3 separate regions of the Mus musculus genome follow, and all the other regions are linked to region 3. Evidence: chromatin loops called from intact Hi-C (ENCODE). Cell type or tissue: heart. All regions are shown on one strand. Each heading gives the region's core, and the rest is flanking DNA. Links, peaks and the distances in the headings are about the cores only.

What was found. Peaks named below come from ENCODE experiments on the same cell type or tissue, not always from the same donor. Only the 100,000 strongest peaks of a DNase experiment are listed, where the experiment ranks them.
Region 1: it touches region 3 in a loop (3-fold over the local background); 6 of 42 quality-filtered maps call a loop at or near these places.
Region 2: a loop joins it to region 3, with 2.5 times the contacts of the local background. A loop is called at or near these places in 6 of 42 quality-filtered maps.

What each region holds. Positions count from the first base shown.
Region 1 is chr1:64,015,415-64,022,973 of GRCm38, forward strand. No RefSeq gene overlaps it. Among named protein-coding and RNA genes, the nearest start is that of Mir6899, 23 kb to the right of the region's middle. In heart, for the core only: a CTCF peak has its summit at 6,014; DNase peaks (open chromatin) are centred at 3,477, 4,017, 5,427 and 5,677; H3K4me3 peaks cover 1,367 bases; H3K27ac peaks cover 3,140 bases.
Region 2 is chr1:64,031,873-64,039,431 of GRCm38, forward strand. Klf7 (Kruppel-like factor 7 (ubiquitous)) reads right to left here. Exons shown (of 4, transcript NM_033563.2): 4 at 3,791-3,892. The coding sequence ends at 3,841. Among named protein-coding and RNA genes, the nearest start is that of Mir6899, 6.8 kb to the right of the region's middle. In heart, for the core only: no CTCF peak of the experiment used is centred there; DNase peaks (open chromatin) are centred at 3,429 and 5,339; H3K27ac peaks cover 447 bases.
Region 3 is chr1:63,949,305-63,956,863 of GRCm38, forward strand. No RefSeq gene overlaps it. Among named protein-coding and RNA genes, the nearest start is that of Gm13749, 12 kb to the right of the region's middle. In heart, for the core only: a CTCF peak has its summit at 4,354 (motif pointing right); a DNase peak (open chromatin) is centred at 4,367; H3K4me3 peaks cover 241 bases; H3K27me3 peaks cover 716 bases.

The DNA of each region.
Region 1 (7,559 bases), core at 1,035-6,034, 65 kb after region 3:
ATCGTATTTGGAGCCCTGTGTAATAGGAATGACTTTGTACCCAATATCCTCACTCACAGAGAAGGGATTTGTAGCTGAGAGAAATTAGGGCTTGCCCAAGGCCACGTGTTTTTTAAAACTAGGACACAAATTCAAGTCTCCTCTCCAAAATCCTTTGATCTCTTTGTCATGTTGAAATGTACCAGGAAGATGGGAATTACAAAAAAAAAACCAAATGTATGGAGAACACTTTAAAAGCTGAGTTCTGTGCCAGTGACCTCGATGCCACCTTATACAACCTTCAGCTGGAGTTTCTGCTTTAGATACCTTTCTGAGGGCAGCTCAGGCTCTGAAGCATCCACAGCCCAGACAAGAGTGCGAAGCTCAGGGGGAAGCAGGGAGAAACCAAGACCCTTTGGGTTTGTTTTAGAGAACAAGAACTCATGACTGGCTGACTGGAGAGGAGAGGGAGACTGAGGAAGTGAGACTATCTCAGTCTTTTCACCTAAGGAATTGGCTGGACATGATGCTCTTTCCTGACAGAGTGCTCATTTCTCCATGGAGATCAGGAAAGGATGCTGTTGTTCAAACTGCTGAGACCCCTTATCAGTAGGGATAACTCGGAGAGGGCCACCTTTTGGCCTCTCATCAACATAATATCCTCCCCATTCTCTAGTCACAGAGGCCTCCTTCCTGTACCCAGCTCTGTGTCCTGTGTCCCCTTTACAGCACCTCTCTCTCTGGGTGCTCATTCTCATTGGGTCTTCGTTCAAATGTCACAGCCTTAGAGAAGCCTGTTGGAACCATTCAAAAGTTTACTGCCAGGTGCCTTGTCTGTTTCTTCATAGTGTTGTACCAGAATTTTAACTAAAGACATGTTCATATACTGTTCTCCTCAGTCACTGTTTAGCGGCCTTGTCAACTCTGCCTGTTGGGGTATCCCACAAACCTTGAACAATGTCCAGCATATTATCACAGTGGATGCTATGTAATTTATTTCATTATTTCCGGACCTCCCTTGCTCCACAGATGCTAGGTAAGGTAACTAGGTTAAAGATGCAGACTTCTGTTCTACTGCTTGGTTTGACCATTTCATGCCTGGGGGGGGGGGGTTCACGCCTCTGAACTTCCATGCATGCCCTTCCCTCTTCCTGGAACACCTTTTCCTTGCTGACTTTATTTTCACCTTTCCTGACTCAGTTGAGCTTCTCTGTACATCCTCTGCAATACTCTCCTTAGGCAGAACAGTTTTTCTTTTTAAGACCTGGGTGTTTTTGAGCAATGTGAGTCTATGTGCCCGTAATCAAGCTCATATTAAAACTATAGCATTAGGTTGGGACACTAGCTCAATTGACAAAGTGCTTACTGTATGAGCATGTTGAACTGGATTTCATTCTCAGAATGAGATATGCAGATATACTGACCCACCATATATATATATATATATATATATATATATGTGTGTGTGTGTGTGTGTGTGTATATATATATATGTGTGTGTGTGTGTGTGTGTGTGTGTATATATATATATATATATATATATATACATAGAGAGAGAGAGAGAGAGAGAGAGAGAGAGAGAAAGAATGAATCATGATCCCAGGTTGTCTTCCCATGATCCCCCTTTCCAGGAATAGCTACTTTCCACTTACACTCATAGCTACTTTCCACTTACACTCATTTGGATCTCATATGGATATCACAGGCTCCATTATAATGGTCCTGTGTCTTTGCAAAACCACACTTGGCCCTTGCTGGTTGACTGAGGCTGTGCCCCCGACTGAGGAGGAGAAGGCTGCCCACAGTCAAGAGTGGGTATAGGGTGAGCTCTTGGCCCAAACAGAGCCCACCAATGCTTTCCTTGGGAATTATGGTATTGTAACCAAGAAGTCAGTATCTCTGGCTTTGACAAAGGCACTTTATAGCTATGGCGGCCACATTTTCTGAGATGAAGGCAAAGAAGTAGAAGTCTCTAGGAAGAGAACAGTGAAATAAATGCATGGAGGGGAAGGCCTGAGCAAGTGAATTCCCAGTCTGAATGTTTCTAGAAGTACATTCCATCCTATAGTCCTGTACTGAATTGTGTATATGCCGAGATACTTCCAATGAACTCCCCTTTGTGCGAGGCCTTTTCATGTTGAGTTTCTGTCACCACCAAAGCAAATGAATAAGCATAAACACACAGTTCTAACTAATATAAATTGCCTTGAGCATCCTTGAATTCCCAGGGTTTAGCCCAGTCTTTAGCTTAGCATTTACTCATTAGCTAAATTAGTAAATTAATTAATCCCAACTCCTGTATCATAAAACACCAAACGAAAATGCTTCCTCTTGTAAAAGAACACATACAATGGTGTAGCTGTGGCTTCACTTGTAAAACAAAGCTGCCTGCTTTAATCTAAACAGAGTAGAGCACACCTTCTGAGCAAGCAAATTTACAGAATATTTTAACCCATTTATAAACATAAAGATCTGCTAAGTGACGCAAATCTTTGTACAACCTATCATGGTTGAGTTAAATTTGCTCGGTATGGGCTGGACAGCACACCAAGGAGAAATAGAATTAGTAGAGTTGCTTTTTTTAAAATCTCAGGCTTCCTATTTAGGGTCCTACAGCCAAATCTCCCTGGGCTAATGGCCCTCCCTGGGCTCTAGTGTCCTCAATACAAAGGAGAGATGGTGCTAAGGACACAGGCTTAGATCCTGGCTGTTTCCCTAGTTCCCTGTCATGAGAACTATTATTTAAAATCTAGATAATAAAGCAATGAGATCAGATGTGCTATCAGAGTTGGAAACACACTACCACCTGTGATCAGGTTGTGACAGTCACTATCAAGTGTCTCTTAGAGGGGAAACAGCTCCGATGGTCTAGGGTTAGCAAGAGTGAGGCGGACCTGAGTCTAGGTCTACAGCATCGGCTAAAAGAGCAGGCATCTGCGACTGGGGAGGGAGGGAGTGATGGCAAAGACCTGAGGCTTCCTGGAGCTGGTTAGCTAGCCACCTCAGTCCAATTGGTGAGCTCCAGACCCAGTGAGAGACACTGTTTCAAAATGAAGGTAGAGAAAGACAGAGGTGAGACCGGACCTTGACCTCTGGTCTTCACAGCTTATGCATATGTACACACACGCGCGCACACATGCACATTAAAAACTGAAAGTTCCTCTTAGACCACTGTGGGGATGCTTTTGGAACCCTTGACGCCTTTCCTTTTACTCTCATTTCCATCATTTCTCCTTGAAAGCTGCTTCTCAAGGCAGGAATGTTTTCTAACGACAGCGCGTTGGCCTTGCTTACATTTTATTTGGAAGGAAATCCAAATCAGTGAACAAGCAAGTAAATGGAAAAGCCTGCTGCTGGGGAGGGACAGACACGCAGCGGTCATTCTGTTCAGATCGTCTAAAAATACACCATCAAAGACACTGGCCTCCTGTGGGGTGGGGGGTGGGGAGAGCCGCTGGTTCAGGGCACCCAGCTCACTCCAGCCCAGAAAGGAAGGAGAGAACGGAAGCCGACTTAATCACAGTCCCTCTATGGCACGGGGTTTCCTACCCTCTTCCTGCCAGTGCTCTCCAAGAATTGTAGGAAATCAGAGGTCCAACGTGTAAAAAAAACAGCACTTAGCAAAGAAAATGATAAACATTCCTAGCCAGGTTCTGTTTTCTGAGAACACATTGATTAGTTTTTGAGGAATTCAGCCAGTGGAGAAACAGCCGGAAGGAAGCTGGGAAAAGCCCATCTCAGGCGTGAACTAACCAGCTACAAGGTAGACTCTTGAGAAGTAGGGGGGCACTGTGTTTGGGCACCCAGAAGGGCAGTCAAAGAGGTGACAAGAAAACTACACACGTACTAGGAAACCCGATCCCAGTGTTTAGAATTTCTGTTTGTGATATGTATGCTACCACAGCAAGCATACAAGGACGGCCCACTTGTTCCCTTGCATAGACTAGAGAATTCCTGCAGGCATCTTCAAAGGAGCCAGAACAGTACAGGTGGTGTGTGCTCAAGTCTCCTCAATGCTTGTAAAATTAATCTTGGAATATTTTTGGAATTCCAAACTGCAAGAGGAAATCCTGTTTAAAAGATCTGGCGCAGGAGGGGAAGTAGCCTGGTGTCTCCCTCCTACTCTGTCCATTTTCCTTACTTGCAGCCACTGCAGCACTGCTGAAAGATCAAGGCCCAGAGAGGCCAAGCAATGGACTTCAGGCCACACAGCTCACCAGTGTCACAGCCCGAGAGCTAGGGAAATGAATCTAGAGCCTTCTCTTATCCTTTTCTTCTACTAGGCTGTTTTACCCGTGACAAAAGTCGCATATCTTACACACGTTATCTTTGTCCTAATTGGAATGAAATTAGGGCTTTTCTCTCACTGTGTTCTCTGCTCTTGCTCTCATGGAGCTGCCGCGAATGATTCTGATTTTTTTCCCTCTAGCACTGTTCACAGGTGAATGTCACAGGTATGAATGCGGAGGAACCCATCTTTCTGCTAAGGGGAGTCGGCACGCTGTCCCTGAAGGTAGGAGTTCACCACGAATTATTAGCATACACAGCTCAAGTGTCTGCAAGGCTAGATGGAATATTCTAAAGTTTACCTCACGACCATGAAAGGGGCGTAGTTTGTGCTTTACCCTATAGAAGAGTCTCTGGGTGACATTTGCCTTGCTCCTGCCTTACCTATGGCTTACCTGAGTTCTAGAAGGATGAACACACGCACCTTACCAGGGATGAACCATAGCTCTGAACCTGAACAATCGGAAAAAAAAAATTTTTTTTTTCTCTCAGGAAACTGGAATTGGGGACTGGAAGATTATGAGCTTCTGTGGGGAGCCAGGTCATGGCAGGAAAGAAATTAAAAGTGGGGGGGAGGGGGGAACTGACTACTTATGCACGAGATGAGGAACCCAGGAGTTGTGAGAAATACAAAGGAAATGTAGGAGGGAGGGGAAAAGAGGGAGGGAGGGGGAAGCATGAGGAGGGGAAAAGGAGGGGGGGGGGGAAGAGGTGGAGGGAAAAGGGAGAGAAAAGCCTCACCTTCCCACAGGGAGTATTTTTCCCACAGTAGCTTTTCCACACCCCCACCTCTGCATCTTTCTCTGAATCCTAGATAAAGTGGCAGTACTTTTGGGGTTTTTTTTGGGGGGGGGGTTGGTTTTTGGTTTGTGCCCTTTTTTGTTGAGAGGGGACATGTTGGCTTCTGATTCACAGAAAAGCAATAATAGAAGAGAAGATGCCTTGCTCTGAGCCAGGTGACCAGGTGCTAGAGAGAGATGCCCCTTTGAAAACAAGAGAACAAACAAACAAACAAAATGGCTACAGAAGAGTGCGTGAAAACAGAGACGCCAGGGTGTGGGGAAGGCCACCCAGCCCAGCCAGCCTGCTGAGCCCGGGCAGCAGGGGAAGATGGCTGACTTCCAGACACCCATCGACTCCCTGCCCAGCCAGTTGCATTTTCCACCCCCCAGAGCCAATCAGCTGCTCATCACGGCTGCACGGGGAGAGCATCAAAGGGACTTAATAATGGTTGGCAAATGTCAAATTACATTGAATCTAAACCAAATTCCAGACATTTAGGGCTGTGCAGTCATTAACAATCAATTAGTGCTCTCACTTTTCAGTCAAAGCATTTTTATGCTATTTCCTTTCCAGGATCAGGAAGCATGCTTTGCCGGCCCCCACCCCGCCCCCACCCCCAGTAGCAGTAGCAGTAGCAGGACAAGGCATGGGGCTAGCTCAGTCAGTGGAGGAACAATCAAGTCCCTGTTCTCTCTGTGGCTTTGCTTTCCCTATTTGTTCTTCCAATAGGATTTTTCAGGAGGAAATGTTTCAAATTCGTACATTCCGTCCTGCAAACGTGGCTTTTGGCGGAGGGGGGGGGGTCGGGGGGGTCGGGGGGGTGGCGGGGGGGGCAGAAATCGTCTTTCCTCTTTATGGGAAAGCACAACGGAATAAAAAGCAAAGATGTAGAGAACCATCCACAACGGTTTTCTCTGGTTGGACACTAAGGAGTCTGTGCATTGAGGAGCCACACATTCCAACCACAAGGGAGGACAGTCTGTGAACTCATGTCACCTCTAATGGCTCAGGGTTCCGCACAGGAGGATCACATTCCAGCAGCAGGGCCAGTAAGCACTGACCACAGAACAAGACATTGCTCTATTGATTACTGTATATCTGCTTTATCCTTCCCTTTCCAAATTAGATCAGATTTATGGCCAGCCCCTTCCTGTTCCCCAAGCCACCCACACCTTCTCCATCTTGTAGGTCAGGTGAAGGGGATGAGCAAAAACCTATATATGAACATTTTAAGAAAGAACTTTCATAATCCCGAAAATTCCACTCTGTTTGTGTTTCGCTATTAGGGCTCCCAGAAAGGTTATTTTTAGAGAAACTTTCTCAGGATATGGAGAAGCCCATATTCTCCAACTATGACACGCAGTCCTTTCCCTACAGTAGTTGATAAAATATGGACATAGAACTAGACTTAACTCAAAATGCTTTGTTGACAGACATAATTCTACCTCTCTCTAGCATAGGGTTCCTTCAAACCATGGAGGTTCCTTTTCATTCAGCTCAGTCCTAAGTTTCTTCAGATGGTGAAGGAAGTCTTAAAAACATATAGGACTTGGCAGAAGATAAGGTCTCACTGGCTGCTCTGTAGCCCAGGATAGCCCAAACTGTGATCTTATACCCCAACAAGGGTGAGTCCTTTGTACTCAGTATTCCACATTCCACTTAGAGCTTTGTCAGAGCACATCTCTGCGCAGAGTATCAGCTGCCAAGTGCAAACAAGATGACTGACTCAAAGCCAACAAAATGAAGGCTCTTATCTCCAAGGAACTGTGCCCATAGAGGATCGTGCTCAGGAAAGATACAGAGAGGAGATGGGCACAGGACTCAGAATAAAGGTGCCTTCTGTCAAGACCGAAGACCTGAGTTGGAGTTCCAGAACCTATACACCAGGTGAGAACTGTTCCCCAAAGGACACATACACACACACACACACACACACACACACACACACACACACACACATTTACGTGAGCATGCACACACACTCAAGAACAAATGAATGAAGAAGTATAAAGGAAAAGGCCCCTGAAGGCTCCATCTCATTCAGCACATCCTCAGAGGGAGACGCCTGTGATAGTTTCCCTTCCACAATTGCCTTCTGGAGTCACCTGAAGTAAGTGGTAAGGGGATGTCTTCACTGTGATGGCCCCTGGAAGATTCAGCCCCAACAACAGGTGCACCAAGCTTGCAAGTCACACTTGCAGCACTTTGTAAGTCCATATTTTCACGGAATAAAACCAGGAAAATGTTTATTTGCTTAATAAAAGATATTACTTTGTTTTGCTATCTGATCCCTTCTATATCCATGTCTCTGACCCGAGGGCGTTCTCGAATGACTTGTCAGAGCCTGTTAAAAGCATCCTTGTCTAGCCCACGGCACTAACTCCTGGACATCGTGGTCTAAATCAAGTCTGGAATGAAACAGAAAATAGCACTTATAAACCAAATGCTGGCTGAGTCTGCTATGCGTAGCCATTGGCTTCCACTCCAAGAAACACTGCACACACAGTAGG
Region 2 (7,559 bases), core at 1,035-6,034, 82 kb after region 3:
GGGAGTGGTTGAAGGGCTTTGGGAAGGAAACTGGGACAGGGAAATGGCCAGCATGAAGGTCATTGGGGGGGGGTCTCCAATATTTTTACAAAAATGCAGCTTTAACTTGGAATCCAAACATCTCTTTCTTTCTGGACAAAGTACTCATCCACATAGGCATGAGGTTGGGCCAGTAAGCTGACAGTGGGACAGGAGGCCAGGAGCAAAGAGCAGCATTACAATGTCGGTCCCCACATCCCTGAAGGTCACGTGGAGGAGAAAGAGAAGTAACTTGAAGTAAAGAAAATCACCAGTGGCTTAGAACCATGTCTTCTACATAGCCATCTCTGGGCCCTGGATAGAATGCTCAAGAGGACAGCCTATGCCACATTTATGCCAGGCTTGCCCTTTCAAATCTGGGATCCCCTTGGAATGCTAGGAGGTAATGTCTTAAATTGTGAAAGGGATTTCATGTTTCAAATATCCATGACACCATTCTAGACACCCAGTCCTCTTGGGAGCAAAGGACACGTTGAGGTTATTTCTTGAAAAACCTGCTCCCTCCAGAGGCATCAAGCAACTGCCTCTGCAGTTGAGGAAGAATGGAGGAGGACGTGTCATAAACCTATTTCTAAAATGTCCAAGGGATACCCACCCCAAGCTAAGGACTCGCAATCTTCCACAGGTCTTCACTGGGGTTAGAGAAGAACAGATTCAAAGCCATGCGCTTAGCACCCACCAAATTCTCAGGCCAATTCCCACAGCCAACAAAGGACTCTGAAGCAAGCAAGCACCATCATGGTATCTCAGTGCGCCCTGCTCCAAGAGAGATCAGGAGCAGATCACAAAGACCTCACTGATACAAAAGAGAAATTACCAAACATTTCAGACACCAAAGAGGACCAAGGGGCCTTTGTTCTGCCACATTCAAATGAAACCACAGATGGCGAGAGGGACAAACAGCAATGATTACTCTTTTGCATTTCTTTCTTTTCTTTTTTTTTTTTTTCCTTTTTCTTTTTTTATAGAGCCTTGCATTGGTCAGTACAAAAAAAAATTAAATTAAGTACTATAAACCTTAGTAATGACAATTTGAGAGTAAGAGCAGCTCCAGCCTGGGAGAGAACATCTGTAAATCGTGGCAGCCATGGCTTAATGCCATCCCTGGCGTGTGCGTGCATTCATGCTGGACACTGACTGCTACAGACTGGGAAGAGAGAAACAAACCAACAGAATTTGGGCAGTCTAAAGTTTCATCTAGTGCACTGACTGGAGGCGCTACAGTTCAATACAGTTGAGGTTCAAGGTCCCTCACACGTCCTTCATCCAAAAAAAGGATGCAGCACACATTCAAATAGAATCCCATGGTATGCCCTGATGGACTGGCTGCAGAATGCACTCGATTGCAGTAGAGAACGAGATTGTCAGCAAGCAGTGCTCCAGAGCAGTTTCTAAGTCATGTCCACTTTTAAATCTTTGGAATAAATCAGATTTCTTTTTTCTTTAATACCCTCCAACTAACATATACATAATTGCTTCTGGCAAATGGAGTATGTGTGTGTGTGTGTGTGTGTGTATGCACCCGTGCGCACACGTGTGTGTTTACAATGGTTTCTTTTCTTTTTTTCTTTTTGGTCTAAATTGGAAAAAAAAAGTAAAACAAAAATGAAATTTCTAAAGGCTAGACCTCGAAATGCCCCAACTGTCCAACTGGAAGCTATAGCATTTGTGACAAAGCGGTCCCTTTACCCTCAGACAAGTAGATTCAACATTTCAGTAAAACCAAAGCCGTAGAAAGCTGAGAACCCAAGTGCCAAGGATCTTGAAGGTTGCTGTCATATGTGTTTGTGTTGCTTATATTATTATTATTATTTCTTTTAAAAGACTTCAGTTTTGCATCCCAAATATGTATGGGCGGCATTTTAACAGTCAGTGGATAAAACAGTCAGAGGAGGGCAGGAGGGAGCCAGCTGGTATGAGGGTGCAGCAACCTTGTACGGACCAAACGCCACTTTTGTTTGTTAGACGCGTCTTGAAGGGATGGTCCCAGAATATACAAAATATACAATCTGCCTTAATACCCACCCCGCTTGCTTGCATAGGCCAGTTAATGGTCCTAAAGGCAGTCTTTGGAGTTTAGGCCAGTGCCAGCTAGCTAAGAATTCGGGAAGATAGAAACCAACATTGGATGTGTGTGTGTGATATGCAAGTGAGCAATATAAATCCCTTGGAATCAGCTTTCAGGGTAAATATGAGGCCTCTGTTGATCTTGGGTGCTCTAGGTCACAAGCCATGGTGGGTCTAGCCAAAAAGAACCAGTACCCCCTAAAGAAAGCGCCCCCCCACCAACACCCGTAGAGACATCATAAGAGTGACACATTCACCCTTTCCTTAATGGACAACCTTCATTCCCACAATGGCATTTTGAAGTATGCATTTAACAAGTGGGTACCATGATCTCAGAGGGTGAGTGAGGGAAGGGATGGGATGATGTTTTGTGAAGCCTCTAGATTTGGGAGGCATCCGCGGACTCCCCCACTCCTGGAAAGAGTGAGATTTTTGGCTTTTTTGTCAGGTCATAACCCAGAGTTAGATTAAATACGCAGCTGCCCTTTGAGACTAGCGAGATCTATGCTGTAAGTAGTTATAGGGTAGCAAGGACAGTAGAGTAGCCGCTCACTGTGAGCTGAGGTCATCACGCCTTAAGGAGGGATGAGAGAACTCTGATGTCCCATCTGATTGGCTGCTTCGAGAGCTAGACATCCAGGTGCCGAGAGAGTCCTGGAGAGGTTTAGTCCACGGAGAAAAGATAAAACATTTAAGCTTCCAAATAAGCTTTTTTTTTTTTTTCAAGTTTTCATTAGCAAAAAATCAGAGAGATTTAAAAAGAAAAAATCTAGCACTGGCAAGAAGGTGAGGCTCAAGGGGTATACTGTGATTTATCATCAAGGACTTTTATTCTCTTGGCCACTTTGCAGTCATGCTAGAAGTTTTCAGAATCCCTAGTGCATATGATGTGCGAGAGTCAAAAAAAGTAAGAAAAGAAAACTCCTCCCTCGAGAGTAAAGTCTAGAGAGATGCAGGCCAGAAAGGTGTAAGGTGTAAATCCACAGTCTGCTGCCGCTAAGGCCGTTGGTAGCAATTCAAAAGATCTCACTGGTCCTAAGAAGAACCAAAACCAACCGACAGTTCTGTGAGGAAGTCTGACGTACGGAATAGTAGGACTTTTCACACACAAAGGACAAATAACCCAGGAGTTAAGTTTGGCTACCAAACTGCAATTTGGTTTTCTAGGTCAATCTCCCCCAACTATTTAAAAAGAAACATTAGTGCTACACATATGCAACCATAAGATGTTGGATTCTCTTATCACGTTGCACTGAGAAGTTATGTAAGCCTCTTGGACTGCGGCCACCATGGAGACAGACATCCGTTTGCTTTGTTTTCCATTGGCAACATTGGGAAGTGATCCAGTAGCGCTGGGGTCAGCAGCCAGTGCCTTGCCGAGTTCACCTGGCTTCCTTCTTCCTTGTCTTCTATCATCTGGCTAGGGCAAGGCATAAGAAATAGACGTATATACTTTAAATATAGTTGAGTGCATGAGAGTGGATCTGTGTGTGGGTCTGTGTGTGAGAGGGTGTGTGTACGTGTGCGTGTACATGTATGCACACAGAGGTTTGTAAGCGAGAACTTTCTTCTGCGAGGCAGTTCTCCCCGCCTGAAGTCCAGCCCTCTGCCTCACTGCATTTCCTTCGGACATTGGCTGCTGCCATGGCAACTCTGGCCTTTGCGGTGTTTTGTTCTTGTTGTTTTTTTTTTTTTTACTTTTGTTTGTTTTTATTTTGTCTTGTTTTGTTTTGTTTAGATATGTCTCTTCATATGGAGCGCAAGATGGTCAGACCTGGAGAAACACCTAGAACGACAAACAACAAGCATGTCAGAGAGGTCCAGCTACTTTTCTCAGTTTTAAAGAGAGACAGCACTTGTGAGTTATGGAGAGACGAGGAAGTGTGCTGGAGGAGTCAGCTCGGGTCAGACTGCTTTAATTCAGACCCTAGCTCTTCCAGTAGCAGCGTGGCTGATGGGGACACTGTCTCTTACGTTTATTTAAGGATTAGGCAAGAGAAGTATCATAATATCACATCGCACAGAGTAAGATGTCACTACACGGGGACTGTTATGATTATAACTATACTTATCTAAGAAGGAACAAAATGTGGAAGTGCTCTCTAAACACATGACATGCTCATGCACTGTATATACAATAATGAATAACTGGCCTATGTCACCAGTTAGTAGAACACTGATGTTTCAACACCCACTTTGCTGTCTCGGGCTTTACCATGAAAGCCTAGGAGTGTATTGCCTATAATTCCAGGTCCACACAGGCATAATATATTCACACCAAGACAAAGAACAGAGTGGTGTTCACAGATAGCCCCAACACTATCCTGGGGACATCTCCATGATGAGTCAGTCAGTGTGTGTGTGTGCATCTGTCTGTCTGTCTGTCTGATTCAGTATGTGTTAAAGAACTAAGGGGAGGATACATAGGTGGAGAGTCATGGAATAAAGACTGGGGCTGAGGCTCTTGGACTAACACTTGGGGCTTAAGTTCCATAATCGAGCACCTTCCTTGGCAGATGCTATGGTCATCTTCCTTCCTCTTTACTCTGATGGTAGACATATGAGAGTCTCTTGGGTAGAAACCCTTTTATGTTCTCACTAGTATAAAGCTGACCTTCCTTCTAAAGTGAAAGCCATGGCGGCAGTGATTGCTAAGCAACAGTCACATGACACACAGAGGCCAAAGGAAAGGTGGTTCTATAGCTACTGAAATTACTGGAAGAGAGACATGCTCCTTCCACTGGGAATGCTAAATTGCTAGGAGATGAGCTTTGAGCTGCTAGTGTGCCCATACTGCCGCTGGAGAAGGAAGTGAGCAGAGAAAAGAATCTGGATGGTATCTGGGAACTTGGATTTAGCCAACCTTAAAGACAAACTGAATTCCATTTCTAATAGTTATTCGAGCTAATAATCTAAGCTTGTTAATAAGTAGCCGTTTACACTGACATCAGTCTAAGGCAGGTTTCTGCATCTTACCAATAACAGTGTGGGCATTTCCGTGCTCTAACAGTTTGCAATATCAGGGTCTGGCGGAAGTACCTGCTGTGATGCATGTAAAGCAACAGCCATGCATGGTCTGGCTGTGTGCTCTCTCCTTAAGCTAGCCCTTGCCTGGACTATGACAACATTCCTAGGCATCGCTGTAGCTTGAGATAGCTCCACCACTCAAATTCCTTGCTAGGACATTAGCAAGCTACCCATTCAGGCTTGCAGAGTTTCCTGTCCAAAGCAAGGCTTCCCTGTGTTTGCTCATTCTTAAACAAACAAATCACAAATCCACCCTGTTCCCTGACCCCATACTCTCCACACCCTCTGTTTATGCCCATTCCTTAAATAGGTACATGTGTACAACAGTATCCCAGGAGATGATAAGAAAAAAAGACAAGGCTGGGCCAGTGGTGGCGTACGCCTTTAATCCCCGCACTTGGGAGGCAGGGGCAGGCAGATTTCTGAGTTTGAGGCCAGCCTGGTCTACAGAGTGAGTTCCAGGACAGCCAGGACTACACAGAGAAACCCTGTCTCGAAAAACAAAACAAACAACAAGAAAAGAAAAGAAAAGAAAAAAAGAGAGGAGAGGGGAGGAGAGGAGAGGAGAGGAGAGGAGAGGAGAGGAGAGGAGAGGAGAGGAGAGGAGAGGAGAGGAGAGGAGAGGAGAGGAGAGGAAAAAAAAAAGACAAAGACAACAGAAAACTTACAGAACAGGAAACTTACAGCATAACAATCTACTACAAGATCCCCCGAATAACAGTGCCAGTCCCAGCAGCTTATTTTAGGCCCTTAATTTAGAGTGAACTTGTTATCTGGACTGTCCCTATGAAACAACTGAAACAGATTCAAGGTATTATAAAACAGTGATATAGCTAAACAGTCTTCGGGATATTCAGCTTTGAACTTGCACAATTCTGTACTGTCATGGGACTCACTGTCTTGCTCTCTTCCCTTCCCTCCATCCCCCCCCCTTTTTTTTTTTGCCTTTTCTAGCATCTAGAGGCTGCCCACACCATTTCTGGAAACTCCAACCCTCCATCATCAAAGTAGAATCCTTAAAAATGCCAGAGGCGGGTGAAAGAGCCAGAGCAGCTGGTATGGCGGAGGACCGGGAGTCTCCAGCAGTGAACGTGGGCAGCCTCCGGCCCAGCAGTTCTCAACCTGTGGGCTGCAACCCTTTCTCAGGGGTCACCTATAGCCATCAGTATACACAGATTTTACATTAGGATTCATAACTATACCAAAAAAAACTATAAAGTAGGACGAAAATAATTTTACGCTTGGGGGTCATCACAGCGTGAGAAACTGTATTAAAGGGTTGCAGCACTAGGAAGGTTGAGACCCACTACCCTAGATCCCGGAAAAAGGCAATAAATCAACTCCAGACCCTCAAACCTCTAGAACAGACAGGCTACTGACATAGCCTTGGGAGAGGGACTTATGTTGAATTGAAAGTTATTAGACTGTCAAGAGAACGATTTTGTAATGTAAATTAGCACAAGGCGCCTGGTTGCTATGGCAGTGGTCAGGGTGGGGTTAGGATCCGAGAGAAATCAAGAGAACAGGCCCTTGGAATCCCGTGTCCAGGGTAACTGGGGATTTGAACAGGTGTGATAAGGAGAGGCCCTGGCAGAGGGTTAAACCCTTTACTTTGCTTCTTAGGTGCTGGGAACATGTAACATTATTCACCCAGTCACACGTGTTCAGCTTTTCCTCTGCTCTACTGTGACAGGTCATCTAGCCATATATGCCCAACTATCTGCCCTTATCCTGTAATGCTTTTCAGGAAAACAGCCAAGTCCTTTAGCATGGTATGAAATACACGCTGTGTGCCAACCGACCCCAAACGGGCATCTTCATTTGCTCAAATTCCAGGAAATGTTTGATACTCAGACCTACAACAGATCCCCACCATTAAGACCTACAACAGATTCCCCACCACTCAAATTCAACAGACCAGGTCAGGTACTTGGGTGGGATTAATTTATATTTATCAATTTATATTTACTGAGCTCGGCATAGAAACAGGAAAGACTATAGATAAGCTGCGCGTCTAGAAGTACAGAATCCAATCACTTTAAAGGGTACCGTACCCCAGGAAGTACTCATAAAGACTCAAAAGCCTACTGACCTCACACGACACGGTCCTTACTGATTGTGACTGCTACGTTACAGAGGACTAGTCGGTGTTCTCTCGCTTATGGTCAGGACCCTTTGAAGTCAAATGTGTTATTAAACCAACTGCAATCCTCTAGGGGACTCAGAGGCTAATACTTTCATCACCTAAAGGTGTACTGTCGTACTAAAACACCCCCACTCAACTATCCAAGGCCTTGTCTGACTACCTGAGTAACAGCCCCACCTGGATCCTAACAGCCTACTTAGGAGAAGGCTTTTCTGAGTGTTCCCTGGGGAAGAAGTACAGGCCAGTGAACTACCATCAGTAGCCTCATGCTCTCTGGGCT
Region 3 (7,559 bases), core at 1,721-6,720:
GACCTAGGGAAGAAGGTGATTCTTCTTTCAGATGAACTGCTCTGTCTTCCAGGGTTTAAATACAAAGTTTGAATATGCAACTGCCTGGTCTTGGTCACATGCTCACTCATAGACTAGCTCCCCAACCCAAAGAGTGACACAGGAAATGATACCAGGGTGTTCCTGTTGGAAGAAGAGTGAGAATATACTGGCCAATCAAAACTCAACAGAAAAAGAACAGGACTTTCCACTACCAGTGCCTGACAAATACAGAGGTGGATGCTCTCAGCCAACCATTGGAATGAGCACAGAGTCCCCAATGGAGGAACTAGAGAAAGGACCCAAGGAGCTGAAAGGATTTTCAGCCCCATAGGAGGAACAACAATATGACCCAACCAGTACCCCCCAGAGCTCCCGGGGACTAAACCACCAACCAAAGAATGCACATGGAGGGACCTATAGGCTCCAGGTGCATATGTAGCAGAGAATGGCTTTGTTGGTCATCAATGGGAAGAGAGACCCTTAATCCTGTGAAGGTTCGATGCCCCAGTGGAATGCCAGGGCCAGGAAGCAGGAGTGGGTGGGTTGGTGAGCAGGGGGTGGGGAGAGGGGATAAAGGGTCTTTAGAAGAGAAACCAGAAAAGGAGATAGCATTTGAAAATATAGCATAAAGAAAATATGTAATAATAATAATTTTAAAAAGAAGTGTAAAGAACAAAATTCTGAAGAGAATTTTTGCCTTAAACGTCATTGGAGATTAAACCAAATAAGGTTTGTAAAAGATGTGTGCATGTGTACATACATTCATGGAGGGAAGAGGACATCTTATAGTACTCTTCTACCAAGTGGGTCCCAACGGACCAAACTCATGTCATCAGCCGTGGTAGCAAGCACCTCCATCTGCTGACCCATCATCTGGCCTTGTAAAGTATTTTCAGTGACGTTGATGTTTCAAAGCAGAGCTATTGAGGCACTCTGGACCACCTCTTCAGTTCCAGAATAAGAGTGTAGTTAATATTAGTCATTGAGACTATGATTTTTATTCCCTCCATTCCAGCTTTTGTAGGGAACATGCAACCCAGGAAGAGAATTCTCAGGTATTTCAGAATAACATGAAAAACCTCTCTGGACACTGAGACACTTACATTTCTCCCCTATGGTGACATACTTTGTTGCCTCTGATAGGACTTTTCAGTGACCGGGTATTACCAATATTCTCTCCTTTAACTCCTAGTCTCCTGGCACTCTGTTATTCTGGAATCCAAATGGTATCACTAAAAAGGATTTTACCTTTCAGGAAAGACAGAGAATGGAAGGCTGGGTCCTGTAAGGGAAAATGACCAAGTGCAGATGAAAGTGTCTGTACACATATCACAGTGGTCCCCTCCACATCCCTGCCTGCTCAGTCTCCACACACGTATATTAAGATTAATTCGTCACCAATGTCATGAGAAAGATAACATGTCTCTCTCCTGTAAGAACCTCTATTGGCCTCTTCCCTGTTTTTGCCTCTACTGGAATTTTCCCATGTATATCTCTGGTTTTCTGCAAGCTAGTTCTACATTCCTCTCAGAAAGCTGGGGTCTCTGTATCACATGGGCACATCTAGCATAAAGCAAGAGTGGGTTATCAATGGCTTTTTAAATGTTATTTCAGATAAAGAGGGGAAAAAAGAGGGAGTAAGTAAGATCGTTGTTTGAAGTTATCCAAATAAATCACAGCCAAAGAGAAGATGAAAGTTAGAAGTCATAATCCGACCAGAAGGCATTAGATGGCCTGGGGTTACTCATCTCTTTTTCAGAATGATACCTTCAAATCTTCACCAGCTTCTTGCTGGAAGATGACCTTCAGAGGTTGGCCTTGACACAGGTCACCATCCAGTGAAATTATGGTTGGCAGACACCAGTAATCTTGCTCTGAGTTGAGGTCCAAAATGCTGTGCCAATCACTAACTAAACTGTCTTTTAGTTTCCTAAAATAGAAAATAGATTATCCATCCCCAGGCAGGCAAAGGTTTCTGGTGTGTTCAGCTACACACTGTCTCTCCATTTGCCTTCGTTATTTCTCTGCAAATCCATTTATCCTCATAGGTCACTTTGAAATGTCATCCCATTCCCTTCTGTGTACCTTCCTCTGCTTTCTGAGGGGCACCGCCTCCCTACTGCTCCTCTTGAGCATGGTATCGAGGTGTCTTCATTCTTTCAGGAGATCACTGTCTCCGTCATCTAAAGTCAAACACATTATGGCAAGACCCTTCTCCCCAGTTAGGACTCCAAAGTGGCTTTGAATCTTAAATCATTTGGTGTGTATCAATATCAACATCTTGGAAGATAAAATGCTGTGTGTGTGTGTGTGTGTGTGTGTGTGTGTGTGAGAGAGAGAGAGAGAGAGAGAGAGAGAGTAAAAATACCATGTGAATTTGAGACTAACATGTCCTTCATTTTCTAGTAAAGAGACAAAAATAAGTTAGTCTCAAGGACACTGTGTAGTGGCTGAGGAGGAAGGGAAGCCGAAGGGGGACTACTGTTTCTTCAGAAGCTCAAACCAGGAAATATCTGCATGACCCCGTGGACTTTTTCAACAGATTATCTGGGGAAGACAAAAGGCTTCCTTCCAGGAATTGATGATAAAGGCTCAAAGAACCAAAAGCGAGAAAAGACATATGTTAGGAAGCTGGGTCGGCGAGGAACGGGTTCAATCCTGGAACAAATCCCCAGTGCCTGCACTTGACTGCTATTTTAATGTAGACCTTGCAATTCATCTCATACGTTTTTATCATTCCTAGAGTTTCCTGGGAGAGCTGTGAGCTATCTCCACTACACTGTCAGAATAAGCTGCCTCTGGTCCTCCTGCCATGAGGGAGGAAAGCTGTGCTCCCCCTCAAAAAAGCTTTCATTAGGGTTTCTCTCCAGGGATGGAGACAAAGGACACATCCAAACAGGTGCCACCGCTAGGCCCTGCTTTGCTTTGTTTGTCTGCAGCCAGGCGGAAGCCAGGTGTTATCAGAGCTTTTCAGATGTGCGCCTCTGACAAAATCCAGGGTTTCTAAAGGATGAAAATGTAACTGCTTTAATATGAGGCCAGGAAAGAGTCACAGAAACGCCCTGGCCACTCTTGGGTGCTATCAAAAGTAGAGCTCTACTCTTATTTGCAAATATCCCTTCCCCTGGCCTCTTCCACCCAAAGCCATACAACCAAGAGACCCCAGAGCTAAACCCAGGCTTGCAAAGAATGATAACGGTAAAGGGCATCTTTAATTAAATGTCATTACAGTTTGGATAAGGTTGCAGTGTGGGCTAGCATGACACACATGTCGCAGCATGTATGTGGAGATCAGATGGCAGCCTGTGGAAGCTGATTCTCCCCTACTACATGGATTCCAAGGATTAAACTTCCGGAACACCAGGCTTGGCAGCAAACACTTTTACCTGCTGAGCCATCTCGCCAGCCCGCCATTTTAAATAATAGGGGAAATGTGAATGCATTTCTCTAGAGAAAGAATAATTTTCGGGTTTTTATCTTTTTTCAAAGGATCTATAACCTTCCGTTCCACTCAAAGGGACACTAGTTGAATTTAAGCAATTTGCCTAATTAGCTGAGTTTGATTCAGTAAGTAAGAATGTTTTGGCTTTATGTAAGAAATCATTTTTTTGCTATTGCTACTTCCAAGGAACGATGTTGATAGAGAAATCTGTCACCCCACTGTTTTTCATGCTGACCAGTCTAAGAACTTCGCAAATGCACCCATTCTGTTGAGCCAATTCAAGCGTGTCACCCTCCATAATTCTTAAAGCTGTTCTTCAGAAATGACGGCTGGCCTTGTGAGTCTGTGAGTTCAAACAGAAACCTTTGATGCCTATCTATTCGCTTCTTTCTGAAAACAGATCTTTGTTTATCCCAACACTCCCACCGTAAGGTGGACTCCGTACATAATTGCTCTAAAGACCAGTGGACTCAAGGTTCTCTCCACTTTGGAGCTCTCTGCCTGTGCACACAGCTTCTGCCCTGTGTCCTCTACCCAGTCCTTCCTTGTGTAAATAAGGTTGGCGCCTCTTCCGGAGATCCCAAGGGTAGAATCCTATTGGTGCCAGGTACTCATTACTGTAAGTGGCGCCTGTTACCCGCCTCGGGAGCAGAAGGCAAACATAATGATAACAACTCCCCACACCAGTGGCCTCCCCGACCTAGTTACTTATTTTTAATTAAGATGGCAATGCAACACCTTTCCATCTCCTCGAGGGATTGCTGTGTTCCAGTTTAAAGGGGGCTGGAGAAGATGGCTCTGTACACCCAGATCTTTGCTTCTAAAGACAGGAGAGGCCATGTTTTCTGGTTGGTGGTATTCGAGGCGGCACGAAGCAGGTGTTTTCCAGGAGGTGGCAGTGCGCTCTAAGGCAGGCTGGGCCTGCCTCCCGTATCACCCAAAGAATATTGTAATTGAGACATAGCATTATAATGCATTCCAGCCCACACAGCTGTGCGTGTCACCTCGGGAAGCTTTTTACCAGTTTCAAAGTCACCGCAACCAGGGTAGGGAGATGGAAGCATGGGGGGGACACAAGGCAAAAGTGGGAGGAGGCTCGGCGGGGGCGGGGGGGGGGGGCAAATCAGGGACACTTGGCTTTGTTGTGAGTGGAGTTTCAATACTGAAGAGCCAGGGGCCACCCTGATACATATTTACGACTGTTCCAGGCTCACCTCTGAGGACCAATAAAAGGAAGCTGAAGGACTCTTGTTTTGTCTGCATCTTAATTCCAGGTTTACAAGAAATATTCCATTACCCCAATTCAGAGGCCAAGCATCCTTCCTTTATAAATGAGATGTCTCCTTGTCAGGAGGGGTGAAGAGCATGGTGAACCTGTCTCCTCCTGAGAGGCGTGTGTGTTGGGTGGGGGTGGGGGCGGGGTGATGAGAGAAGAAAGAGCTTTGCCTGACCCTGTGGTTCCCAGTGCCTGTGACATCTCAGGACCAAACCAGAGAAAGCAGACCAAGGACTGTAGGAGAGGACTTTCCCCAGCTTTAGTCTGTTGGCAGAGGTTCTGTTTTTCACAAGTACAGCGGTAAGAATGAGTGGACCTGATAGGATCAGAGTCAAGGGCACTGAGATGACCATTCAGTGTCTCCATTTAGCTTCCTGGATGTGTTCATAGTGAGGGGGGTTGACTTCCTTTTCTCAAGTCTCTTGTGTTTGTGAATTTGTTTACTTATAGCTCTTTGAAACTTGTCTGAGACCCTTGTGTGACAGAACAATGAGGTCTATTAGATGAGTTGCTTGGGAAATCTACACAGCGAATTAGTATTTGAAGAAAGCGAGCTCAGCCTTTCTTTTTTTATTATTTTTTATTTTTATTAGATGTTTTCTTCATTTACATTTCAAATGCTATCCCCAAAGTCTCCTATACCCTCCCCCCACCCTGCTCCCCAACCCACCCACTCCTGCTTCCTGGCCCTGGCATTCCCCTATACTGGGACATATGATCTTCGTAAGACCAAGGACCTCTCTTCCCAATGATGGCCAACTAGACCATCTTCTGCTACATATGCAGCTAGAGACATGAGCTCTGTGGGTACTGGTTAGTTCATATTGTTGTTCCTCCTATAGGGTTGCAGACCCCTTCAGCTCCTTGGGTACTTTCTCTAAGCTCAGCCTTTCTCTACCCGTCCTCAAACATATCCAGAGGCTGCATTGTTCTAATTGAGTTCTGTCTTCTCTCACCCTCTCCGATGGGAAACTTGTTCTGTGCTCTCTGAAGAGGTCATCTGGAAAGCTCTCCCTACCACACACCCATATCTAGTTCTAAGAATAATCCAATTTACAATGCACAAAGTATCATTTGTATGCTGTACCCATAGCGTTTGAAAGATGCCATCTTTCTATTGGCATCTGTTGTTTTATTTTACATGTGGGTCCATGTAGAGGGACAAGGTGGATGCTGGGAGCGTTCCTCAAATGCTACACCTTATTTACTGAGGCAGGGTTTCTCAGTTGAGCCCAGAGCTCACCTCTATGGCTAATTTGGCTAACTATCGGGCACCACAGAGTCCATCTCCACATTTCAAATGTGAGAACTACCAGTAGGTTGCCATACCTACCAGGAAAATGTTTTTAAAGTCAGAAAACAAAGCAGATTAACATGCAATTAAGAGAAGAAAATTGGTTTTGAGGACTAGGTGATATTCTTCTATCAAGAGGCCGATCTTTCTTAGTGGAAATCAGACTGCATTCTGGGTAAGAAGGAAGGTGCACTCAGTTTGCAAAGCACGAGAAACAACTTAGCAAATATAGAACGTGGTGGTAGAATGGGGTTCATAGCAGTTCAAAAGGCCTACCAACAATCAACTAAGGGGGAGTAGAACATTCCCAGACAGGTGAACATACCTGTCACAGAAGGCAGGTAGAACATGAAGACTCCACAGAACATTCAGAACACTTAAAAGAATAATGATCAGAAATACTACAATACAAATTATGGAAGAAAATGATTGGGCAAACCCTTGAACGTTGTGGTGTGGTAACAAGGTCCGATGAACAAGATAAACTGATAGATAATAGGTCACAAAAGAAAGCATGCATGGCATAGGCAGGCATCTTAGACAATACACAGACAGAGCAGGAGGACAACAACCCAGACCAATGCGACAGACACATTCATCCCAGTAAGACGGATGCAATGCTCACCTTCAGTGATTTTTTGTTTTATCAATCTGTTTACCCCTTATATGGTTTATAAATCCCATTGTAATTAAAATATTTTCCAAAAAATAGCTTCATATTTAAGTCCTAACTCAAGAAATCAAACATGTGCCTGATGCTCCACTATCCCAGGTAGTTCCTATTGACCATCTGGCAGGCATGTGATATCATTAGCTATATTTAAACTCATAAATATCAGCCAAGAAGATTGAGGAGGTGCCAGGATGATACAAATTATTCATGGAAAATGGTGTCCCATTGTCCAGAAAGGGCACAAGCCTGAAAAGCAACTCATTCAAAGTCAATTAGTACATGTGACAATGTCCTTCCTCTCCATCACAGAGAGAAACTTCAAGTGTGGGAATCCCAGATAATACAACTGCAGCGTGTGAACTAGCCTAAAGCTTTTACATGCTTGGATATTGAGAAGGGATTCAGTTTTACAGAACTGCACAGGAAGACTGGTGTATGGATGTAAGGACACTTTTAGATCAAGCATATCACTCACCTTGGTCTCTCTAAGCTTCCTATTGGTAACCTGTGTACTGTGTTCACTTCCAGATCTGTGGGAAACATTTCCCTGTTGTTTTCTTAGCTTCAGACTATAGGACAATGGGCAGCATAGGATTTCATCTTGTCTCAACCCTTAGTACGTTAGCAGTGAGGCAACGTGTGGTGACACATCATAGACTTGGGTCATTAGTTTGTAGGCAAGAGAAGCTAATGAGGTCATCACAGAATAGGGGACTTTCTAGGTATTAGTTCTTTCCCTACTAAAGGAAGAATGGAATCACGAGGCTTAGCACATACAGGAAGCAGGAACTGAAGTGACAGTAAGTGACTCTCATCATTTCTTTTGCCCTTGTAGCCACTGTTCTGAGGATAA